Linked DNA regions of Homo sapiens: regions 1 and 3 are each linked to region 2. The links are chromatin loops, found by intact Hi-C in ENCODE. Cell type or tissue: heart left ventricle. All regions are shown on one strand.

Region 1 (8,000 bases), 69 kb before region 2:
AGAGCATACATTTACTTACAAAAAACAGCCAGGCACGGTGGCTCATGCCTATAATCCCAGCACATTGGGAGGTTGAGTCAGGGAGCTCACATGAGGTCAGGAGTTCAAGACCAGCCTGGCCAACATGGTGAAACCCCATCTCTACCAAAAATACAAAAATTAGCCGGGCGTGGTTGCAGGCACCTGTAATCCCAGCTACTTGGGAGGCTGAGGCACGAGAATTGCTTTAATCCAGGAGGCAGAGGTTGCAGTGAGCCGAGATCCTGCCACTACACTCCAGTCTGGGCGACAGAGCGAGACTCTGTCTCAAAACAAAAACAAACAAACAAAAAACAGTGATATATCTTTTCTGATCATATACATCTGCAGTGTTCACTCACAGTATTTTCTCATGAAGCACTTAACAGAAATTCTTCACTCAATTGCCTCATCTGCATTTGCTTAACCCACTAAAATTAACAGAGTTTCCCACGTGCATCACCACCTCCCTTCTTCCAGTCTTCCTCATCACTATTTTCCTCCTCCTTATTTGTTCTACCCACTTCTAGGACAAGAACCATTTGGGGACAGTTCATTACATGCTTTGAACACTCTTAGGCTTACAATTCCTAACTTTTGTCTCTTTCTCAGAGACTGTCATGACTTTCTGAATATGGCTACTGTCACATCTGAGCCCACAGACTGGCAGTCTAGAGCCTCAGCTATCTATCTGAGCCCCAAATACATGCACACACTTCAGCCTAGGCAGAGAAAAGACTTTTTCCTGGAGTCAGAGTCAAACAACAAATCACTGGAGAATGAGGAAGTCTTTACATTCCAGGCCACTGTAACATGAGTAATTTCAGTCACTACACGACAATGCCATTTACACTGGGCAAAATAATTATAGCATTACCTGGAAAATAACCCAATCAACCAACGGAAACACAGCCACTGGGGAGGAACCCAGCTTGCTCTCTAATCCACACAGCAATTCCATGGAGCAACTTAAACAGGAAATGAAGAGACTTCTATTTGATCAAATGTGTATGGGGAATTTGGAGGAAAAACGCAATTACCTAAGCTGTAAAATGACCAACATAGTGGGGTAGTCATCCTCAAGCGCTGGTTGTTTTTACAGGATTTCATATCCCTATCACAGTTTATTTTTGTAAAAAAAAAAAAGTATCTAAAATAGGACACGTAATAAACAAAAACAACCCCAACATGGTTTCTTATTATCTAGCTTATATATGTTCCTTTGTAGAAAATGAAAAAACACAAAGACTCTTCTCCAATTGTATCTGTAAGAGGAAGCGGTTAACTTTGTAACTATCCTTTAAAACAACATGGTCCACAAGTAGCTTGGGGAGTTTTATTAAGAAATAAGTCTGCAGTGAGTACTGAAATTATTATACCCAACATTTAGCCAAGACTTGAATGTCTGGCCTCTACTCAAAACATTTCCCAGTCCCATTCTCCCTTCTAGTTTCATCTCCCAAGAAAGGAGATTGAGAAACCCAAAATGGACTCACACCTGAAGTGTGTTCCTACTGGGAACTGGGGTTTTCTTTGATCACTATCAAGCCCTTGGTGCCACACAGAAAATTACCCTTCTGTGGAACAGGAGGCAGACACCAATTAATGCATAAAGTGAATGTCTTTCTCCTTAAAATAAATAGCTAAACCAGAAAATCTGCATCTCTGCATGTGGCTGTCAGCAAGACCAAGGCCACATAGGATAAGAAAGGAAAGAAAATAGAAAATGTCAAGGAGGGAAAACTAGAGGAAGGGGAACAAAGCACAAACAGACACATTCCTGAAAGACTGCTGGGACTCTAGGGAGAAGCCAGGTGAATTTCCTGCTTCTGATATAGGACTCAGCCTGTCCCTGTAGCACCATAATTATAGCACATAGTGCAAAACCAGGGATGGTGGTGCCCTGGGAGAAGCGAAGCTGCGTGCTCCGAGTATTTGTGAATGACTGGCAAGCATACATCTGCCTCCATCCCAAAGCAAGTTTTGTGAGCTCGGCTGGGCCACCAAGAAGCCATGCTGGGCCCTCCTGGTAGGGACCCTGACAGTAAAGGGAACTCAGTATGTCTGAGTCTTTGCTCAGGGTGAGCATCTGTATTTCTGTTTCAATAGTGTTTAGCCTCTCTGATAGAAATTCCACTGTATCAATTTCACACTACAGTTTAGGTGAGCCAGGTATATGTGTGAAGGGGATCAGAAATTTCTCGGACCATCTTTGAGGTCCCGTCCATTTTCTTTTTCTCTGTCACAAATGTTATGCCACAAACTACAAACTTGGGCCCTCTCAATAGCTAAAAATACATGTAATTAGCCCAACCCTTACAGAAGCTAATAGGATATGTTGGCTGTGGGATTAGGGAGGGAAAACCTATGTCTTATTTTTGGAATATGGTAGGGAATGAGTGAATGAATGACATGCACTTATTAAATTCATTAACAGGCAAACTTCACACCATAAAAATAAGCACTGGTTTATGTGCCTAGGCTTAGAAAGAAATCAGGGCAGTATAACATAAGTCAAACACTAAACTAAATTAAAACAAAACAAATTCCACAGGAATTTTTGTGAGAAAAGTCTCACTATTAGAGCTATAGGGAGATGGCCATGTTCTCCTAGTGGTGAAATTTAAGTCAGTGTCTATTTGTGTGTGTGTGTGCATGTCTCCTTGTGTATTCTGTATGTACACAGACACATATCCATGCACACACACACACACACATATAGTCTACCCTGGGGCACAGCAAAATTTAATTCAATTCTAACCTGTACTGTACCCTTACTAGAAAAGCCACCTCCAATATTGAGCTGGCTGGCTCCCCAGTCAGGATCAATAGCACGATTTAGCACATTGGGATTTTCTAGTGAGATTCGGGAACTGGAGTACAGGCAAGGTACCAAGCATTTCAGCAGGACTAAAACATCTGCATTGGCCTCTGTTTCCTTACTGTGTTCACCCTAACAAGTCACTTGATTTAACCATTGGGTCAAAGCCAAAGACCAGTGCCCATGGGCTGTAGTAAGAGCCTGATCTGACCAGAGATCAGGGCCAGGGGAGCAGGGCAGGCAATTCATTAATACTTGTTCAGGAGCCCCTGGATCCTGATCATGGGCCAGGCAACATGATGAGAAAGTAATAAGAAGGATTCCAGAAAACAAAATTAGGGTCCACGCAATAGTTTCAGACAACTATTTCTGTAAGCCATTTGCAATACTGCATCATTATTTTTAAAAGAAAATGTGAACATTTACAGAAGCGAGAAAAAGTTTTGTTTGCTTTTGTTTTTCAAGTAAGTTCAATAAATCCCAAACTGCACACTCTGAATTAGGGGTTGTCTTCCCTTTTTCCCCCCAAAATTTCTTGATCGACTACAAGGAGACCCAGGATTCTTCATTTCTTCCCCAGTGTTGTTGAGCGGTTGGCTTCTGAAGTGGAAAATCAAGTGATTCCTTTCTGTAGAGTAAACAGCATTTGGGATTCCTGGGCATGAAGACTGTTCAGGTGCCACATGCCGTACTGTTTATATTCCACTCACTACATGGCGAGAGAAAGTAAAGGACACAAGATGCCTCCTGTTTTTATTCACTCTGTTTTCTCATTCTTGAGCCAGCCTATCTTTCAAACTGTTCTTCACTAGGCTGTAAATCACCATAAGAGTTAATCAAATATCCCAATTCCATTAAGTAGAATATTTTGACAGTCTAGCCTAGAATATCCGCCTCCTTTTATATGAATAGGACTTCAAAGCTGCATTTTAGAGCCCACCTACTCTAACCCCCATATTTGGCAGATGAGGAGTCAGGTGGCTGCTCATTACCTGGGGTGCCACTGTCTGTCCTGAGTTATTCATCCCAGCCCATCTCTGGCCAGTAAATGGAGGTTCGTTTGAAGCCAGCTCACACCAGGGATGTCTGTAAACTCAGCCACAGTTTCAGTCAGCACTGCTGCTATCTTCACTCTGAACCTTTCAAGGCAGCTGAATCCTGACAGTCTCATAAATTCACTCACCTGTTTCCTATGTGTGCGACTCGTTGCCAGTCCCCCGGGACAGTTTAAGCCTAACTAAGAAAACTGGGGAAACGAGTGAGGACAGACAACCAAAGTAAGAGCTACAGAACCATGCAGATTGTGCTAAAAAGGCACAGAGCCAAGCAGACAGTGTCTAGACTTTAACTGGCCTCTCCCAGCGGAGAGGCGTGCAGGGAGGAGGCGAGAGCAAGGCCGGAAAGCCTGCTCGGGTTTTGCTCAGCTAATGCAAACACATGACACAACCTCTGACAGGCTCCAGGCTGGGGGTTTACTCTAAGACATTTCTTCCCAGGGGCTGGAATTCAGCTGGAGGCTGAGGAAATTCTGCTAATCCAGCAATCAGAAGGAAGCTGGGAATACTTGTTTTAATTCCTGGGGAATCACAGTTCCCAAACTAGACTGACTTGTGCAACAGCCCAAAGTAGCACACTGTGGGTACAAGAAACCAGATATTTAAGATTTCCATGTCTATCATCTCTGCTTATCTATGAGGAAAATCCACAAAAACACAGAACTGGCTTTTGATGGAGGCCTAGTACAAAAACTTTGCAAGAGTCTAAATGAAATCAACTTATAAGATGCACAAATGTAGAAATGACTGCCATAGTCTAATAAACATCACATGACTCAGAGATAACGTTGGGTTTGGGGAGCTTTGCACATCAGTTAGAAAAAAATGTGCTCCTTCCTGTGGGTGGGCAGACAAGCCCTGTGCCACACACAGGTACATGACACACTTGTGCAGTGAACAGTCTGTACAACCCTACCTAGCAACTCTGCTGGCGTTTTAGAGCTGTCTTGCCATTTGGCCTTATTTAATGCGGAACAGTTGTGAATACATCTGAAGAACAAAGAAATTGCCTTAAAACATCCCCCAAGGCTGGGCACTGTGGCTCACGACTGTAATGCTAGCACTTTGGGAGGCTGAGGAGGGAGGATCGCCTAAGCCCAGGAGTTAGAGACCAGCATGGGCAACAAGGTGAAACCCTGTCTCCACTAAAAACACAAAAATTAGCTGGGCCTGATGGCACATGCCTGTAGTCCCAGCTACTCTGGAGGCTGAGGTGGAAGGATTGCTTAAGCCAGGATGTAGAGGCTGCAGTGAGCTAAGATTGTGTCACTGCTCTCCAGCCCGGGCAACAGAGCAAGATCCTGTGTCAAAAAACAAAACAAAACAACTGGTACAAAAAAAAACCCCCAAAACTCCTAAGTCACTGATCATTAGGCTGCAAATGCTCCACTGTAAAAACTGCATTCCAATGTGACTCAGAAGTAAATGGACCTAATTCCAAATGGAGGTCATGCCTGCCATGTCTATGTGGCCAGAATGGCCAAGTCTGAAGTGTCATTCCAGGCACATAGCCATATAACAACTGATGTTACCTGGAAAGTTAAACGGCTGGGTCTCTACAATGCTGAGTGGATGTTACCTAGCAGAAGTGTCTTTGGTTTTCAAACTTCCACAAGACACAGTGACTATCAGTCATTTTTCAGAGCTCAGCTGGTGGGTCACTTCCTCCTGGAAGCGCTCCTGAGCCCTTCGTGCTGGGTTAGGTTTTCAGCCCTGTCCCAATACTTCTCACATTGCATCACTTTGAGCCTGTGTTCCTGTCTGCCTCCCCTCCGGACTGCAAGCTCTTTGGGCACAAGGTCTCTTATCCACCAGCACTAACTCAGTGCCTAACAGAGAACAGATTTGCAATACCTTTTGTTTTCCTCTTTTGAGTTGACTTTGAAAAATTTTACTTTGTCCCAGATGAGTGATGCAAAATAGTGTATTGAGACTTTGTGCAGTTTTATCTCTGCATCTAATGTGAACGTGGTGGTTCGTGAATGTTTGGCAGCTCCTACTGCAGCCCAGACACTTCAGGATGACCTCTCTGTAATGGTGAGAGAAGGAAAATAGAGGAGAAAGATGAAGGGAAGAGCAAAGAGCAACATAAGGAGTGGTACAGAGAGCTGGCTCCAGGGCCAGGAAGGGGTGGGCATGTGAGGCTGGCATCGGCCTGGCTGCAGACACAGCAGCCCCTCCCTAGTGGGACTGCAGGTCTGTGTGCAAAGTACCAGAAGCTGTGGCCTTGGCTCCCAAAGGGACAAATTCCAGCTTGCTCCAGGAATACTTCTTACCCTGTCTTTGAGAGTAATTGGCACTTATTTTTGAAATAATGAAAGCAAAGGATCCTATTCCTTTGCATTATCACATTTTCCACACCAACAATTTGAAATTTATTGCCTGGTAACAGGCCATGCTATGAAGACCACAGCAAAATGGAAATGACCACCCAAGATATCTGTTTGCCACCTTCATACATACCTCTTTTTTTGCCTTTTCTTTCTGTTTTCTTCCCAGTTATTTCCATTCACTCACTCTACCTTTAGGGAGAACCTATGCTGGCTTCCCATCCTACTGCCTCTGCACAGGAGATGCTCCATGAGTACTTCAATCTCTTCCTGGAGGAATGATAGAACTGTGGCTTCACAGAAGAAACACTACATAGAAGTTTAAGGGCAAGATTAGCTCAGTAGAAGCAAGGGTTCTGATATAAATTCTGGGCCTTAAAGCATCCACTGAAGTAAATATCCTAGTTTTCTCTTTAAAAAAGAAGGTGATAATTAAATCTCTGGAGAGAGAAAAAGAAGCAAGGAGACTTCTGTATGCCATGAACACACATATACACGTGCGTGAATGTGTGTGCAAACACACGTGTGTACACACATGTACACACACACACACGCACCCATGGCTTTTGGAGTTCGTCCCCTAGAGATGCCCTGAAGATGATAATACCAACTAACACTGCACACTGTGTGCCAAAACACTCTGCTTTACATGTAAGAGCTTATTTAATTCTCACAACCAACCTATGGGGTAGATACTCTGGATTAAGCCCGTTTTAGAGATGGGGAAACAGGCTCAGAGAGGTTTTAAGTAGTTTTCCCAAGATCACATGGCTAGTAAGGGCAGTGCTAGGATTTAATCTAGCTTCCAGGTCTGAGCGCTAAGCCATTATGTTATACTTCCTCTCGAGGAAAAATCAGTAATCAGAGTAACAACCTGAGCCAGCACAAAGGCTGTGCAAATAAAGACCATGCCTAGTGGATGTTTACTTGTATACTGAGGATTCTCCTGGTGAAATCATTACAGAGTCAAAAACATAAGCGACCCTTCATCTCTTGCAGGTATTTGTTTTTGGTGTTGACTATACACCATGAGTAGAGGAGACCTTTTCCAAGATCTAATCGAGTAGACAGGTAGAGACACAGGAATGATTCCCATTCTACTGGTAAGGAAAGTGACTTCGGGGAGGTTAAGTAACTTGCACAAGGCCTCACAGCTGGACAAGGCCAGAATTCAAACTCAGTCCACTGCCCCAAAGCCCTCGCTCTTAACTGAAGATACAAGTTAGAGACATTATGTGACTTTAAAAAGGTGCCCAGAAAAGGGCACAGCAGGACTTCTAAGTTGGACTCTTTCATTGTTCTACAGCGTTGCTCTTAATAACAAAATGGGTTTGTTACAGAGTCTATGAAAAAGACAGAGTTAGGCCTGGCATCGTGGCTCACGCCTCTAATCCCAGCACTTTGGGAGGCTGAGGCGGGTGGATCACTTGAGGGTGGGAGTTCCAGACCAGCCTGGCCAACTAGGTGAAACCCCATCTCTACTAAAAACACAAAAATTAGCCGGGTGTGGTGGCAGGCGCTTGTAATCCCAGCTACTCAGGAGGCTGAGGCAGGAGAATCACTTGAACCCAGGAGGCAGAGGAGGTTGCAGTGAGCCGAGATCGCACCACTGTGCTCCAGCCTGGGTGACAGAGCGGACTCCATCTCAAAAAAGAAAAAAAAAAAAAAAAAAAAAAGCAGACTTGGAGACACCCAGAAATGAGAACAAGAAAAGACAAAGAAAAATGGGAAGAGAAAAACAGCAGACCCCCAGAACGGTCACAAGGTAAGATAAAG
Region 2 (8,000 bases):
CATTTACCCTTCTAAACCCTTGCTCCACCCTTCTCCACTCTACACAATGCCCTTGAAGGCTGAAGGCTGACTACATGGTCTGCATCAACCAGCTTTCTTGCCCTCTGCCTCCAGCTGGGTTTGGCCAGTGGGAGGGGCTGGCAGGAGCTGGGAAGGTGGCAGAAGGATGAGGTTTGGGCATTTAGTTTCCTCCTGGCTGGGTTGCAGGTTGTTTCTCTCCTGACAGCCCCTATTTGGTGGCCCCCTCCTACAGCTGCCCCTCCTCTCTCCTGCCCTTCAGGCCCGGTGGTTCCCACTAGGAAACCCTGGGACACTTACCCCATCCCTTGGGTTTTCCCTTACCCTTCACTACACCTGGTAAATAGTTTATTTTAAATTCTCTCAATAATCCCATTTGCATGTACTATCAGTTCCCTGCCAGAATGCTGGAGTATATTCACCTTCACTGTGACAAATGCTCAGATCTTATTTTCTCCTGTCCTCAATTAAAGTACTGGAATATATTTCCTTTTGTTTTCTTCTCAAACGCAGATCACTGATTAATTGAATTAGAAGAAGATAATATTTTAAAATATGATAGTAGGAGAAATCATTTTAAAGTTTTGGAATTTATTTTATATATCTCTAGCCAAGTTATTTTCAGTCCTGGGCATGCGATATAAAAAGCTCTAAAAAAGCATGAATTTGGGACTCTATTTCAGTCCAGGAGAGACTATGGCATATACATCTTTCATTTTTTTTTTTTTTTTCTTGAGACAGAGTCTCACTCTGACACTCAGGCTGGAGTGCAGTGGCATGACCTTGGCTCACTGCAACCTCCGCCTCCTGGGTTCAAGCAATTCTCCTGCCTCAGCCTCCTGAGTAGCTGGGATTACAGGTGCATGCCACAACACCCGGTTAATTTTTGTATTTTTAGTACAGACGGGATTTTGCCATGTGGGCCAGCTGGTCTCGAATTCCTGTCCTCAAGTGATCTGCCCACCTTGGCCTCCCAAAGTGCTGGTATTACAGATGTGAGCTACCATGCCCAGCTCAATATATCTTAAAAGAAAAAGAAAAAGTTCTCCTGCTGGTTCTCAAGCAAACCACAGATATATGGTAAGGAAAAAGTGTTACAGTAGGTAGCTAGTCAGACATGAGCAGAGCAGGAGAGGGTTTCTCCTTGTTCCCCCCCCCCCCACTACACCCCCCCTTCCACCACACACACACACCAGGAATGTCAGGTGACAGGTGAGGGTCAGGCAGTTGTCAACTGTCTCTCTAAAATAATAATTGGTCACAGACAGTGCCAGGGAAAGGCAGTCCCCCTATAGATAGAAAAAACCTGAAACTGGTGACCAGCAGCTTCCCAATAAGATTTCAGGAGCTGGGTGAGTGAGCTCGAGCATGAGCATTAAGAAGCAAAATGGTGGAGTTTAACTGGTATATGACCTTCCTCTAGAAATGCAAGATTGGTAAGGAAAGAATGCCCCAAGTGAGCATGCATACAACTTCAGTAAACACATGGCGCATGTCCCCATCCCAGGTGCTAGCAGGCCATTGCGCATGTGGACAGCCCATCCCAAGGGAAGAATCGGGGAAAAGGGATAAAAGACCCCAGAAGTATGTCAACTTATAAAACCCCAAAGTCAAATTACCCACTTGTCTTGCAAGTCACCCACTTGGCTCTCTTCAAGTGTATTTCTCTTCCTTTTGTTTCTGCTCTAAAACTTTTAATATAGTTTTACTCCTGCTCTAAAACTTGCCTCAGTCTCTCCTTCTGCCTTATGTCCCTCAGTTGAATTCTTTCTTCTGAGGAGGCAAGAATTGAGGTTGCTGCAGACTCATACAGATTCGCCCCAGTAACTTGGATACTGGCCACTGGTAACATATTTTGGTGCCGTGGGACTTGGATAACTTCTGCCACTAACATACTTTGATGCTGCATGACTCAGATATGTTCCCTAGTGGTAAGAGACCCCTCTACCACACCTTCTTTGGCTGGAGGCATTCAATCCTTGTACATGGTCTTCTCCTTTTCTCTCTCCTGCTTGCTAACCAACCCCCAGAATAAGTCCTTCAGCCATAAGTGACTCTGCTCCTCTTGGCTGATTTCTCAGTTCACTCTGATGGATGGCTTCCAGGGGTGGGAAGGACTGTGGCATCTGCACCGAGTAGATCTGAGGCATGAATGGCCCTCCTGGACAGGAGGTTCACCAGAATGGTAGGGCTGAAGCCTAAAACTGTGCAATGTCTGGGGTTTCCTCTGCTTTTTCAACTAAAATTGGCTCTTTCCCAAGAACCTGCACTGCCTATTCTCTTGTTTTCTCTGTGTGTATGTTCTGAAAAGGACTTGTGCACCCTCTGGACCATCTGCCACAGGGGCAAGTCTGTCTCTTTGCTCTTACTTTGCATGCCACGTGACCTCTTAAACACACACTCCCGCAGCTCTTATGCATTTGAGAGGCAGCAAAGACATGGGCTTCCTTGTGGATATCTCCTGAGATTTATACTTGTTCTTGTTCTTACCTTACCAGCTTGGATGACTTTCAACCCTTTCAACCCTGTCTGCTGACACATTGCCGGGACAAACACTAATTGGAACTCCGGCTCTGCCAGCTCCTTATGACTTACTATATGCTTTTCCTTCCTGTTACACCCCAGGGCTGGGTTTCCTGGTGGCTTTTGCAAATAGGTGGGATGCTTAAAGGGCAGGGTAAGGCCCCATGCAGGCAGACAAACTGCTTCAAAAGCCACCCCTCTTCCTTTGCCCCATTCGTGGGCAAAGGAAGAATTTGCCCTCCTCTGCCAGTTATTAGCCCAAGCCCCAAGTCCTCCGGAGGTTACTACTTTACGTCAACAGGGCAAATAAACGTTGTCCTCTTGAATCCAAGGGCTGCTATTTTTGCAAGCATATGAAGGCTTTCCATGAGTATTCCTCTCACTTCCTCCCACTTCTTCCCGTAGACTTCATTTCTCTAATTACTTCCACATTCTTCTCAACATGAATTAGGACCTTCGGGGTCATATTCAAAAGGAGTGGGGAGGGAAGTCTAGCCCCCTTGTGGCAGTTAGCTGAAAAACAGGCTTTTGTCTGCTTAACATGGGAAATGGGAATCTGAGAAAAAAGGTCATCATTTTTATTGCTAGAATGCTCCAAGCAAGAGTCACTATAAAGTCATGGAGATAAGGGTATAGGCCAGCCCAAGGCTACAGGTGCAAGAGACAAAAGTACCCACAGGACAGAGATGAAGGGTGCTCCCAGGCTAACAGATTATCATTAGAACAGAGATGAAAGGTTAGGGATATGCAGTAAGATCAGTTATTCTGGAACCTCAAGGATGAACAGGCGATCCACTGTTCACTCCAGTATCTCCTCTGTTCTCAAGTGGGTAATTGTGATGAGATGGGACCAAGAGTACACAGTAAGGCTGGTTAATTCCGGAACCCAAAGGACAATGGGGGATGCTCCATTCAGGATAATAGGAATGTAGAGGGAATGCCTTCTTTTTTCTTTTTCCTTTTTTTCTCTCCTGTTCTCTCTTTGCAGATGGGTAATCACATTCCCATACCACAGGACATGCCCCTGGGATGCATCCCCCAAAACTAGGAAAAGTTTGATTCTACCAAATGTTAAAACAAAACAAAAAAAAACCAGTTTTCCTTTGTAATACTGTTTGGCTTAAAAATAAACTGGGAGGAAATTACAAAAGTCAGCCTTGGAACCCAGTTCCCCTGTGCAGGAGGTCCTCAGATTAGCCTCCTCAGTCTTTTATAAGTGAGAGTAGAATAAGGAGGACAGGGCTAAGAAAAAGGAGACATGTAGGACAAGAAGCAGGCTCAACTATTGGCTGCTTTACGAGTTCTCCAACCCCCTCTAGGTTGCCCTAAGAACACTCATACAGGACAAAGCCAAGGTCACCTATGGAGGCGGCAAGTAAAATTATAAATTTCCCTTTTGCTTTCAAGAGCTGCCTACTGTGTGCTAATCTCCTTCTCTAAGCAACTCCCCTCCAAATCCTGTTGGGTAATGGGGCCAATGGCACCCCCTCCAAGAGATTCACATCCCTTTGGGCAAAAATATACTTTTCAAATGGGTGCCTGCTTAATACTTACCTGAAATCTGAATTTGTTTTTCTCTCTAATAGCTATATTTCTCCTGGGAAACCTACCTAAATCTTTAACCAGCAACTTCAACCTGGATGGTCTTACCTCAGGAGTTTAGAAATAGCTCACCATTATTTGGGCAAGTCCTAGCAAAAATATAACTGAGCAATTTCTTGAGGGGGAGATAACTTCTATAGTATGTAAATAACCTCATTTGCTTCCCCGTCACAGAACTTGCACAGCAACTTTCAGTACAAATCTTAACTTTCTAACAGAAGGAATATGACTTTTGTCTAATTCAAAGGTTGTAAAGAGGTACTTTTCATAAGGAAGATGATAAAGAAAAGAGATTTCATATGAGAAAGGATCTTGCATGGTAAATTATTGTCCTAAAGTAAAATGACTGGTTCTTTAAAAAGAGGGATATTTAGGACAAGTCAGAAAGTCCAAGCCTGTCATAGATGATCTGTGTAAATTGTGAAAAATTTGTGAAAGGGAATTTATGAAAGAAATGTTCTGCAATTTTAAAGGTTTTTAGACCTACTAAATAAATGCTTTATAGACTGCCACTTTGACTTTTAACTGTACAACTTGACTATTTTAAAGCTAGGCATGGCCTGGGGACTTACAGAGTTAGCCATTCCCCCAGGTATGCTGGAAAGAGACCTTATATGCACTTCTGTCTAGTGAATCGCTTACTTATCAGGTTTTTCGCAAAAGTAAAAGTTGTGAACAGTTAGCCATGTAACATGTTCTTGAGACTACTGGAAAAGCAGTCTTACATGTAAGGTACGCAAGGAAAGTAGAATGTGCTTTTGTTAAAAGATTGTAAGAAGGTATGGGAATGTAAGTTTTGCCTAGTTTGGAGGGTTAAAGGATTGTTTTATGTTAGATAGGATAAAGCTGAAGGTTTGAGCAAGTTGTGGAAGGTTTGTGAAAAATTAATCCTATAAAAGAAATTCTATGTGTGAAAATTACCCAAAATTAAAGGACTTTTATTCAGTTTATTCATAAACACTGGAATTAAAGCACAACATAGTTTTATTAAAGTATTAATCTGCTTTTGATTAAAGTGTTATCAGTACATGTTCCAAAATTATGTGAAACTCCTATAATTCTAATGTAACATAGTATACATTATTAGGAATAATTATAATTATGTTTAATTGTTTTGTGCCTCAGGGGTAATAAATTTCTTTGTCAATTGTGTCTTTGATTGTGGCTACCCTAAGACTTTTTGTCATTAACAGATAATTGTTGTCTTGTTTTAACCCTCTTTAAAAGGTGGTTTTATAATCAGCTATAGAACTCTAACAGGTGCTCCTAAATACAGGCTTCTGATAACTTTGAAGATTGAGACATTAGAATAGAGAAAAAACTTTCAGGACTCTTATTGGAGAGCTAAAATGTTCATGAATATCAAGCAGAACAAAAGTTAACTGCATGGACTAAACTAATAGAAGATTGAAATAATCCTTTTATGACTTTTTGCTTAAAATGTTGCTAATCCTTTGTTTTCCAAAACCAAGAAAACTTTTCTTTTGAGCTATTTACAGCTTTTAATAATTGAGTACTCCTGTAAACAAAATTCGAGCATATTTGTTTCTCTCTACCTGCTTTCTTCAAAATTTGGAAACTACTTGTGAGTATTCTTAACTTATGGCAGTATAGTTATTTGCATAAGTACAATAAGAATCTGTTGTCTTTTGCAACAGAACACAACTGGAGAAGCTGGTTATTTTACGAAGGCTTTGACTGGAATGATATGCATTCCTTTAAGGAATCAAATTTGACTTATATAGCCAATAAAAGCCCCTTGTGAAAACTGGCTTCATACCTTGTCTACACAGTCCCTGTACAGGGTTCCCAACCTGTGGTCTGTAAAGAATGCCACTTTCTAACAGGCTCAGGAGCCCCAGGTTATCTTGGGACCTCAAGGGAGAGGAATTTACCAACTCATTCAGGTATTTGATGGTATAAAACTGTGGCTGGGTTTAAGCCTTAAAAAAAGTCTTGTCTGAGATTCCTTATGGAATGAAGTTCCATCAAAGCCAATTTAAACAGGAGCCTATTAGGCAAATAATTATTCTTGCTGTGCTTTATGCAAATAATCAGGCCAAGTATAAGACAACTAAAGTTTATTTTGCAAACAAATCAGTTTTATCATGATTTTTTATAAAAATGAGGACTGGAAAGAGAAAAAGTGTGTTTCAAAAATTATGATACACCTGTTATTTTTCTATTAATAGATGCTAGTCTCATCAGTTATTTTTAAGTTTTTGCCTGCATTTTAGAGTAATCCTGCTTATTCCTGTGAACCAGCCAGTGATCTCTGGCTGCAGCTCAGAAGAAACAAAAGGGATGGGTAATGTAAAAATCTGGATCAGTATTCTAATTCTGAGCACATATTGGAATCTGCTATCAACCCCATGTACCCAAGTCTTAGTAGGCATGACTATAGCCACCAGTTACCTGGGTGTGTAGGCAGCCTCAGGGTTCTTTTTTGGGGCTGTCCTCACCCCATTATTTTGTTTTAACATTCCTCTAATTCTAATAACCTGATTTGTCTCCTCTAGCCTTTAGGCCATTGAGCTCCAGATGAACCTCAGTGAGGGATAGTGTCCTCTCAATATTCAAGAGTTACCCTTCTATGGGGGACCCCCTAGACTGCCCATCAGTGAGACACAACAGAGGCAAAATCCTGCCCCTCTCTCCCTTGGACCTGGCTGGATACCAGTTTCCCCAATCCATGGAAACAGCCTCCTGCTCTGACAACTAGCAAGAGGCCAAGACTCACAGAACCACCTACAACCCCCCAACCTCTGTCAGCAGGAAGCCATTACAGAAGGCTCACCTTCATCCATTTTCTCCAAATAACTGGGGTCTTGGACTCTTGAGGGGGGAAATGCTATAGTAGGTAGCTAGTAAGACATGAGCAGAGCGGGAGAGGGCTCCCCGCCAAACCCAACTAGGAAGCTCAGGCGACCATCAGATGAGGGTCAGGTGGTTGTTAACTGTATCTCTAAAATAATAATTGGTTGCAGCCAGTGCCAGGGAAAGGCAGTCTCCCTATAGATAGAAAAAACCTGAAACTGGTGATCAGTAGCTTCCCAATAAGATCTCAGGAGTTGGGTGAGTGAGCTCGAGCATGCCATGATGGAGTTTAACTGGTATATAACCTTCCTCTAGGAATGCTAGATTGGTAAGGGAAGAATGCCCCAAGTGAGCATGCGTACAATTCCAATAAACACATTGTGCATGTTCCTCTCCCAAGTGCTAGCAGGCCATTGCACATGTGGACAGCTCACCCCAAGAGAAGAATTAAGGGAGAAGGAACACAAAACCCCCAAAGTATGCCAGCATGTAAAAACCCCAATTCAAAGGTCAAACCATGCACCATGAAAAACAAGTGTGCACTTGTGTTGCAGATTGCCCACTTGGCCCTCTTCCAAGTGTGCTTTTTTCCTTTCATTTCTTTTGTAAAGCTTTTTTATTTTATTTTATTTTATTTTTGAGACAGAGTCTCACTCTGTCACCCAAGCTGGAGTGCAGTGGCATGATCTCAGCTCACCACAACCTCCGCCTGCTTGGTTCAAGCAATTCTCCTGTCTCTACCTCCCGAGTAGCTGGAATTACAGGCACGTGCCACCAAGCCCAGCTAATTTTTGTATTTTTAGTAGAGAAGGGTTTTCACGATGTTGGCCAAGCTGGTCTCGAACTCCTGACCTCAGGTGATCCACCTGCCTTGGCCTCCCAAAGTGCTGGGATTACAGGTGTGAGCCACCTCGCCTGGCCGTAAAGCTTTTAAATAAACTTTTACTCCTGCTCTAAGACTTGCCTCAGTCTCTCCTTCTGCCTTATGCCCCTCAGTTGAATTCTTTCTTCTCAGGAGGCAAGTATTGAGGTTGCTTCAG
Region 3 (8,000 bases), 260 kb before region 2:
AAACATCAGTTCCTTGCCAATGGGGGCCTCTTTACAGGACAGCTTATAACACAACAGCTGGCCTCCCACAGAGTGGGAGTTAGTGGGACAATGAGAGAGCTCTAAGGTGGAAGCCACAGTTTTTGTGAACTAATGCCAAAAGCGACATCTCACTAAAAAGCAAGTTAGTAAGTTCACCTCATACTCAAGGAGAGAGGACTTCATAGGAGTGTGACTACAAGGAGGTGGGAATCATCGAAGAACATCTTAGAGGCTATCTACCATAGTTGTTTACAACATTACCTTATCCGTCATATCTACAGAATCTATAGTGATGTCACCTCTCCCATTCCTTATTTGGGTAATTGTATCTTATTTCTTTTTTTTCTGATCACTTTGGCTAGAGGTTGATCAGTTTTACTTATCTTCATAGCTTTTGGCTTTACTGACTTTTTTTTCCTATTGTTTTCTGTTTCCTATTTTATTTTCTAACCTGATCTTTATTATTTCCTTTCTTCTACTTACTTTGGGTCTCATTTGCTCTTTTTTTCTGTTTGTAAGGTGGAAGATGAGGTCATGGATTTGAGACATTTCTTCTTTTCTAATATGGGGTTTAGTTCTCTAGATTTCCCCCTAATACTGCTTTAGTGGCATCCAACAAATCTAGGTTGTATTTTCATTTTAATTCTGGTCAATATTTTCTAGTTTTCCTTTTGATTTCTTTTTTGACCATGGATTAAAGTGTTCTATGTAGTTTCTAAATATTTCAGGATTTTCCAGAGATCTTTCTGTTATTGATTTCCATTTTAATTTCATTGTCAGAAAACATAGTTTATATGACTTGAATCCTTTAATTTTTTTTTTTTTTGAGACAGAGTCTTGCTCTGTTACCCAGGCTGGAGTGCAGTGGCATGATCTCAGCTCACTGCAACCTCTGCCTCCCGGGTTCTCCTGCCTCAGCCTCCCAAGTAGCTGGGACTACAGGTGCATGCCACCACACCCATCTAATTTTTGTATTTTTAGTAGAGATGGGTTTTCACCATGTTGGCCAGGCTGGTCTCAAACTGCTGACCTCTGGTGATCTATCCGCCTCAGCTTCCCAAAGTGCTGGGATCACAGGCATGAGCCACTGCACCCGGCTTGAACCCTTTTAAATTTAATGAGACTTTTTCTATGGCCCAGAATATGATATATCTTGGTAAATGTTCCATGTGTACTTCAAAAGAATATGTATTCTGCTGTTGTTGGGTGAAAGGTAATATAAATGTCAATTGGGTCAAGTTGGTTGATAGTGTTCAAGTTTTCTTTATCTTTACTGGTTTTTGAAATTTTTATAAAAATTCAATATCTGCAACTGGATTTAAACATTTTTGTATTATTTTTATTGTGTTAAAATATTTTTCTTCCTCTCCTTTCTTGCATATACACACACATGAATACTCACACACACAGTCCCAAATTTAGAGACCACAGAATTGTAACGAAATAAAGCATCTGATTGTGATGCTGCATCTTTTAACAAATGTATTGTTCAATAAAACACTTTTGAAACTGGGTTATTTTATCTTTCCTTGTCTGACCTTGTAAGCCACTTAATTGTAAAATGTGTTTTTATTCACAATACCTCTTAATATTTTATTCTTTATGCCAAGTCATGCTCCCACTGCAAACAAAACAGGCAGCAAAATATTTAATAGAGTGAAAGAAATATAAGGGTTTCTAGTATAATGCTGTTTACAGGTGTTCCTGTTTTAACAGGATATATAAATACTTGATAAACCTTGTATTCTGCAAAATTATATGTAAAAATAATAGACTGTGGGGAAAATAGGATGGGGTCATAACACTCAAAACAGTTAACTTTGTAACAAGAGTATTAATAAAATATTAATTATTCCAACTAAAACACTACCACCCAGTAAATGTCCACTAGCATTTGTACCCAGGATCAAAGTCAACTTCTACAGTCTTAAATCTCAAGACACAGGTCCTCAGGGGCATTCATCTCCAGTAGATAACATTGTCAAAAAATTAAAAATCTGCTCTGGATCTGTGCTTTCTTTAACAATCAACTGAAGTTTTTAAACATAAGGCAAATGTCTTCTCCACTTCTTCATCTACTCCTACAGCCTCATCTTGTAGGGAAGACACAAGTTCTTAAGCCATTAAGCCAGACACTACTTGCACCAAGGGAAGGAACTGCCAAGCTTAAAGCTTCCTTTACTAGCTGTGAGAAAGCTTGCCCCTGAATGTTTAAATTATTGATTTGCTGGGGGAAAAGTAACATATGAATCAATGACATAATTTTCTTATTACCAACTGGGTAATACCAATTGAGTATTACTTTGCATTATAGAAACATGTTACAGCTGAAAAGACTGTACTCCATAGTTCTCTAACCTTGAAATGCATGATTTTCCCAGTCACTTTGTTGGCAGCAGCCACCGTTGGGATTTAAATCTCTTTCCTCCCAGGATCACTGGATGCATATTTACTGAGCACCTATTATATCCCAGAGTCTGTTCTAAATGCTGGAGACACAGTGGTGGGCACAAGAGGACAGGCAAAGTCCCTGTGTTCACAGAATTCCATTCTGGTAGGGGATACAGACAATCAACAGGTAAATCAACAAATATGGTAATAGCAGACTATGCTTGCTATAAGGAACATAAAACAGGCTGATAGGATATGGAATGAGATGAGGGGGTGATCATGGGTAGGGATACTACTTTAGATAGGATGATCAGGGAAGGTGTCTCTGAAGAGGTGACACTGGAGCCAAGACCTATAAGATGAGAAGGAACTAGTCATGGGAATATCTGAGGAGGACTTCCAGGCAGAGGGAACAGTACAGGAACAGTAAGTACAAAAGCCTTGAGATGGGAGTCAGCGTAGTGTGCTTGAGGAACAGAATGAAAAGTGGCTGAGGCAGTCTCTGGGGTATACTCTAGTTGGAGTGCCACGTATCACCACCATGCTGAGGCTGACCCAACAACCAATCACTGCTGCTTAACAATTCCACGTCCTCCATGCCTAACATGGCAAAACAGCATCCCAAAATGCAACTGACCAATTCTCATCTGAGTGTCAAATCCACAGGCAATGGAGCACGACATGCTTGGTCACCACACAGGGTAAGGCTGGAGTGGGGCTGGACGAGTTTGGCTGGTTTGAGGAAGTTGTTAATTTCTGATTGTGGGCTCCATCTAGAAGTCAGCTGTGGGCTAAGGAGAGGGCTGGAGCAGGGCTTCTCATGAGGCACCCTGGGACGGCTGTGGTAGGATGAGGGTACAGTGTGGGGGTGGGAGAGATGGGATGGGCCCTGAGGAAGGATGAAATTGCATCCAAGGCAAGGTGCTATAAGTCCCTTCAGAAAAAAGTCACCATTTTGCTTCTTTTGCGAATCCTGGGAGCCATACTTACCCTGATAAGCTGATGACTTTCTAGTCAGCCAGAATTATCTAGCAAATAGCCAGGTAGCAGTGCTTCACTGCTTTTGCAGAAACCCTAACTCACCCAGACTGGTTCTGCTGTGCTGTCCTCAAGTTTTTGTGTTGTTTTGGAATCCTCTACATGGTCTTCATTTTAAATACAGATACCTCATCTTCTCAGAAGGATTGTACCTCCATTATAGAGAGAGACTCTTCATTCTCTTCTTTGGATACCCTTGCAGTAGTTAGCACAATACCGACCTAGATCTTTCCCCTTCTCAACAGGTAGACTATTTCAGAGGGAATGTCTCATGTGGTTTAATCCTGTAGTGGGAGACCAGATAGTGGCTTGTGCTGCCAAAAGATACTAACATTTGGGATTTCATGATTGAGCTATGTGTGATGAGAAACTGGGCTGCTTACCTGTTCTTCCTGCAGTGAATTGTAAAGGCAAGAAAGAAAAGTATCAGCAGAAGTCCACAGCTGAGAAAAGTCCAAACAATACCCAAGAGGACAGGAGATAATGAAGAGATGGTCTTACTGCTGTGGTGGGAAGATGTCTGAGGACAGAATAAGGAGGAGCTGTTAGGAATGAAGGATCTTCTATAGGTCAAAAACAAACTGCCCCATCGTCACCAAGTGCTGGGAAATATGTATCCTGCATGAGCAGTTTCTCCTCCCACTCCTCCCCTTCCTCATCCCCCTTTCCCTCCACCTCCTCCTCCCCAACACCACCACCACCACATACATCTGAGCAGCCCTGGCATCCTGTGGCTGCTCACTTACAATTGTTGTCTTGCAGAGATCATGAAGGGGTCTCCGATCCAGCTCCTGGCCAGGAAAACTGTCACACAATTCAGAGCAGTTTATTTCAGGCTCCATGTCACCACATGCCCCTGTTGGTGTGTGCTTATTCACAGTCTTGGTTACCCACTGGTAGGGATGTAGATCTTTGACTAAGACACAAGAGCAACTCAAATCTTTTCTTCAGAGGCCCCATTTTGGAGCTGGCTGCAGGCTCAGAATCCAGAGTGAACAACCCATTCAGGTAGAAGCAAAGGGTTATTTCGCTAGGCTCCTTCATCAGACATCCTTCAACTGGTGACCCTCCAAAGTCAGACATCCTTCAACTGGTCCCCTGCTGCGAGTGCATGCCATGTGAGTCAAGAGTGGACATCTTAGTAACCATCAGGCTACACAAGGTGATGATTCTGGTTAACCACCAGATGGCAGTCACTGTTCGAGTACCCTCACTCTGGTTCCTGAAGAAAGGAAAGCAATTAAACCTGTTAAACAAAGGCATGTATACACACACACACACACACACACACACACACACACACACACACACACGTAAATGGTTTATTAGAGAGGTTTTAAAATATCATCTATTTTAATTATATAGTTATATTTTATTATACACTTTATTATATATATTACAAAGGTATCAAATATCATATATTTAAATCAACATATTTTAAGCCATTATAGTAAATAATATTTTTAAAACAAAGATAAAGCATATCTAACATTTTCTGCAGTTTCTTTTCAGATCCTGTTTATGGCCCAGTACTGTAAAGACCTTAGCTTAGACTTGTGAGCCACATTTTTCTTTTTTCCATACTGGGAAACCCAGTGCCCTCCCAAGATCTTTCTAGGCAGCTCATGGCTTAAGTTCTGTCTGATCCTGGATGGTGCTGGGCTCAGGTGCCCCATGCTGTCTCCACACATGATCTGTCGGTCACTCTAGCTCTTGTTCTCTCTAGCTCTTGTTCTCTATGTCCAGTCGGCTGGGGTCAAAGAAAGGTACCCAAGCTGCCTGCAAGAGTCTTTGTGTGTTTGTATTTAAACTGTGAGACTAACAGGCGTGAGATAGACTACTCAGGCAATAGGGAAAGAAACTGGGGAGCTCTAGGAACTCCTGCAGAGTGAGTGGCTGGCCAGAGGATGGTGTTATTTCTCTCAGAAGATCCTTGCAATATGAATAATGTGATCTAAAGAGAAGCTCAGCCTTGTGGAACAAAGACAGAAAGGCAAAAAGGCTCAAATTAGCACCAGTAGAAAAGATAGCCATATCCCTAATTCTTTAAAACAATCAATCCCTTAATAGAGAAAATAGATTTGAAATTTTACCAGTGGTAATCTAAAAGAGGCTGCCACTTCTGCTTTGTATTTTTTAAACAGCTTAGCACAGTTTTCTTTGATTGTGGAGGAAAATTGGACAAGGCAAAAATATCCATTACTATTATCTCAATAGCCACTGAACACAGGGCCCATGTTTAAGCCAGAACAACAGTGACAGGTGGAGAGTGCCATCTTTGGAGTCTGTGTGCTTAGGCACAAATAATATAGCACCAGGTGCTGACCATTCATTGGCCTCTCATATGTTCCTGAATTATTTACCAGGTTTATTACAATGAAATCCCAAGAGAACTAAAAGCCACTATCTCCCATCAAGGCATTTAAATTATTGCATATTCTAGTCAGATTATTGAATGCAAAATTAAGAAGCAAATATAAAAACCTATTTGCATTCTAATTTAGTTGAGATTTTAATTGCTAGAAAGATATTTTTTCTTTTCTTTTTTTTTAAAGTTAGAGATTTCCTATTGTGCCTTCTAGCACAGAACCATACTGCAACCACAGGGAGGATTATTACAACATGATGGATTAGAAGAAAATGTATTTTTCCTATATTGCCCTTTTAATCATAGTGGCAAATAAGTACACTTATATTTGAACCATTATTCATTCAATGTTTATATATTATTATATCATTTGGAAGAAGTGTATATGTATATGTATGGGTGTATATATACATAAAACCTCATTTTGTCCTCACTACAGTGTTTTGTGATGTAAACACCATTCCTCATTTTCAAATAAGTAAACTGAAAAGCAGAGAAGAAGAAAACCCTGCTCCAAATCTGCAGAGGCAAGAATCCCAGGAGTTTACATTCCAAGGTCAATGTCATCCCAGTATACACTCCACATGGTGCAGACACTCTGGACTAACTTCTTCCAAGAAGATACCAAGGGGCCTCTTGGGTTTCTTCAGCTTTAGTTCCCAGAGGTGCACTTCTGTGGGCTCCCTAGAGCTTGGCATGCCATAGTGCCTCTTTACCAGTAGTTCTCAACTATGCAATTTTGCACCTTTAGGGGACATTTGGCAATTCTGGAGACATCTGTGGTTGTCAAAATTAAGAGAAGGATGCTATTCACATCTAGTAGGTAGATGCCAAGGATGCTGCTAAACATACTATAATTCACAGGATGGTCTGAACAACAAAGAATTATCTGGCCCCAAATGTCAACAGTGCTAAGGTTAAGAAACCCTGGTCAACACTGTGCACCCCAGGTGGGCTGACAATCTTAAACTTAAATTATCTTTGAGGGATTCTGTAAATATGATGGGGTTGTCCATCTGAGCCTAAAGTCCTGGGGGATGCAACTCTGACTTGGAATAAATTTCTGAGCACATTCTAGAGGTACCCTTGGATAAGCTAAACTCACTGGCTTGGAACCCTGAATGCTAGGCCCCTCTTCAGTCCATGGATATCCAGTGTAGAAACTTTATATACCGTGATATTGGGCTCCTACATGGGACAGGCATTAAACTGCAAACTTGGCACACATTCAGAGAGATTCACACAAGAGGAGCTGATGAAACAATGAAGGGCTCAATCATTGAAAGGAAAGAGTTGAATGGTTTCAAAAAGTGTTTAGTGATTGGGAAAGTGGGTGGGGAGTTATCAGAGAGGGTAATGGTAAGACTTCTGACCACAAGATATATACAGAATCGAAGGCACAAAGGGAAGGGTCTTCCAGGCCCCTCCAAAAGCTACCTTCCCCCTGTACCCTCACAACTAAGTCTCTAGGGAGAAACTGTTTATGTCATAGACAGTAGTAGACCCAAGGCCATGTGTGGTAGTGTTTGCAATTTATTTGACAGAGATTACAGAATCCTTCCCAGTGATTAGGATCAGGAAAACAGACACTATCCCCAAGCAAGATGGTCATTTGCAAGTTCACCCCTCTGTACAGGCCCATATCTTTCTCACAAAATCTCTATTCTTCTATACGTAATTTATGACCAGTCATACAAATACTGTCTTTTAACAAGTTGTTTTGGTTGTTTTGCAGTTGGTAGAACTTCTGCTTCTGTCTGTGAAGAATTAACTGCTGTGCAAATTGCTTTTTTCTGTGAACAAGTTGAAAACCAGACAAAACACATGAAAGAATCATTTTCAGGCATTGTACAACAGATGCCACACAACTGGGCTTCCTAAGAGATACTGCCTGGAGGTCATTTCCAGGTCACAGCACGTGGAGGGAAAACCAATCAGAACCTAGAATTCTACCTGAGGTAAGGGGGAATGGATTGGAATTTAAGGATGTTGAGGTGGTTAGAATTTGTGGGACAGAGTAATGAAGAAGAGGGAGATACAGAGAGTGGGGAGAGCACTTTGGAAATCTGCAGAGGATCCCCCCCAGTCTTCTCCTAAGTATGATTTGGATATGAGCTGGAAGAAACTACTTGGAGTTGAAGAAAAAAACACTGATAGGCAATAGCTGAGTAATTCCTGGAGC

What was found. Peaks named below come from ENCODE experiments on the same cell type or tissue, not always from the same donor. Only the 100,000 strongest peaks of a DNase experiment are listed, where the experiment ranks them.
Region 1: it touches region 2 in a loop (2.0-fold over the local background); 20 of 110 quality-filtered maps call a loop at or near these places.
Region 3: a loop joins it to region 2, with 4 times the contacts of the local background. A loop is called at or near these places in 17 of 110 quality-filtered maps.

Annotation. Positions count from the first base shown.
Region 1 is chr3:120,434,911-120,442,910 of GRCh38, forward strand. The region is part of intron 2 of FSTL1 (follistatin like 1); the gene reads right to left. LOC124900546 (a long non-coding RNA gene) reads right to left here. Exons shown (of 2, transcript XR_007096030.1): 1 at 1-8,000. Among named protein-coding and RNA genes, the nearest start is that of FSTL1, 12 kb to the right of the region's middle. In heart left ventricle, no CTCF peak of the experiment used is centred here; a DNase peak (open chromatin) is centred at 4,231; H3K27ac peaks cover 5,739 bases.
Region 2 is chr3:120,504,336-120,512,335 of GRCh38, forward strand. It overlaps LOC107986121 (a long non-coding RNA gene), which reads left to right. Exons shown (of 3, transcript XR_001740868.2): 3 at 6,663-7,017. Among named protein-coding and RNA genes, the nearest start is that of FSTL1, 57 kb to the left of the region's middle. In heart left ventricle, a CTCF peak has its summit at 3,061 (motif pointing left); no DNase peak of the experiment used is centred here; H3K27ac peaks cover 560 bases.
Region 3 is chr3:120,239,807-120,247,806 of GRCh38, forward strand. GPR156 (G protein-coupled receptor 156) reads right to left here. Exons shown (of 10, transcript NM_153002.3): 2 at 4,197-4,672; 3 at 3,834-3,970. The coding sequence starts at 4,292. Among named protein-coding and RNA genes, the nearest start is that of GPR156, 41 kb to the right of the region's middle. RefSeq lists an enhancer at 2,906-4,105. In heart left ventricle, a CTCF peak has its summit at 4,608 (motif pointing right); no DNase peak of the experiment used is centred here; H3K27me3 peaks cover 793 bases.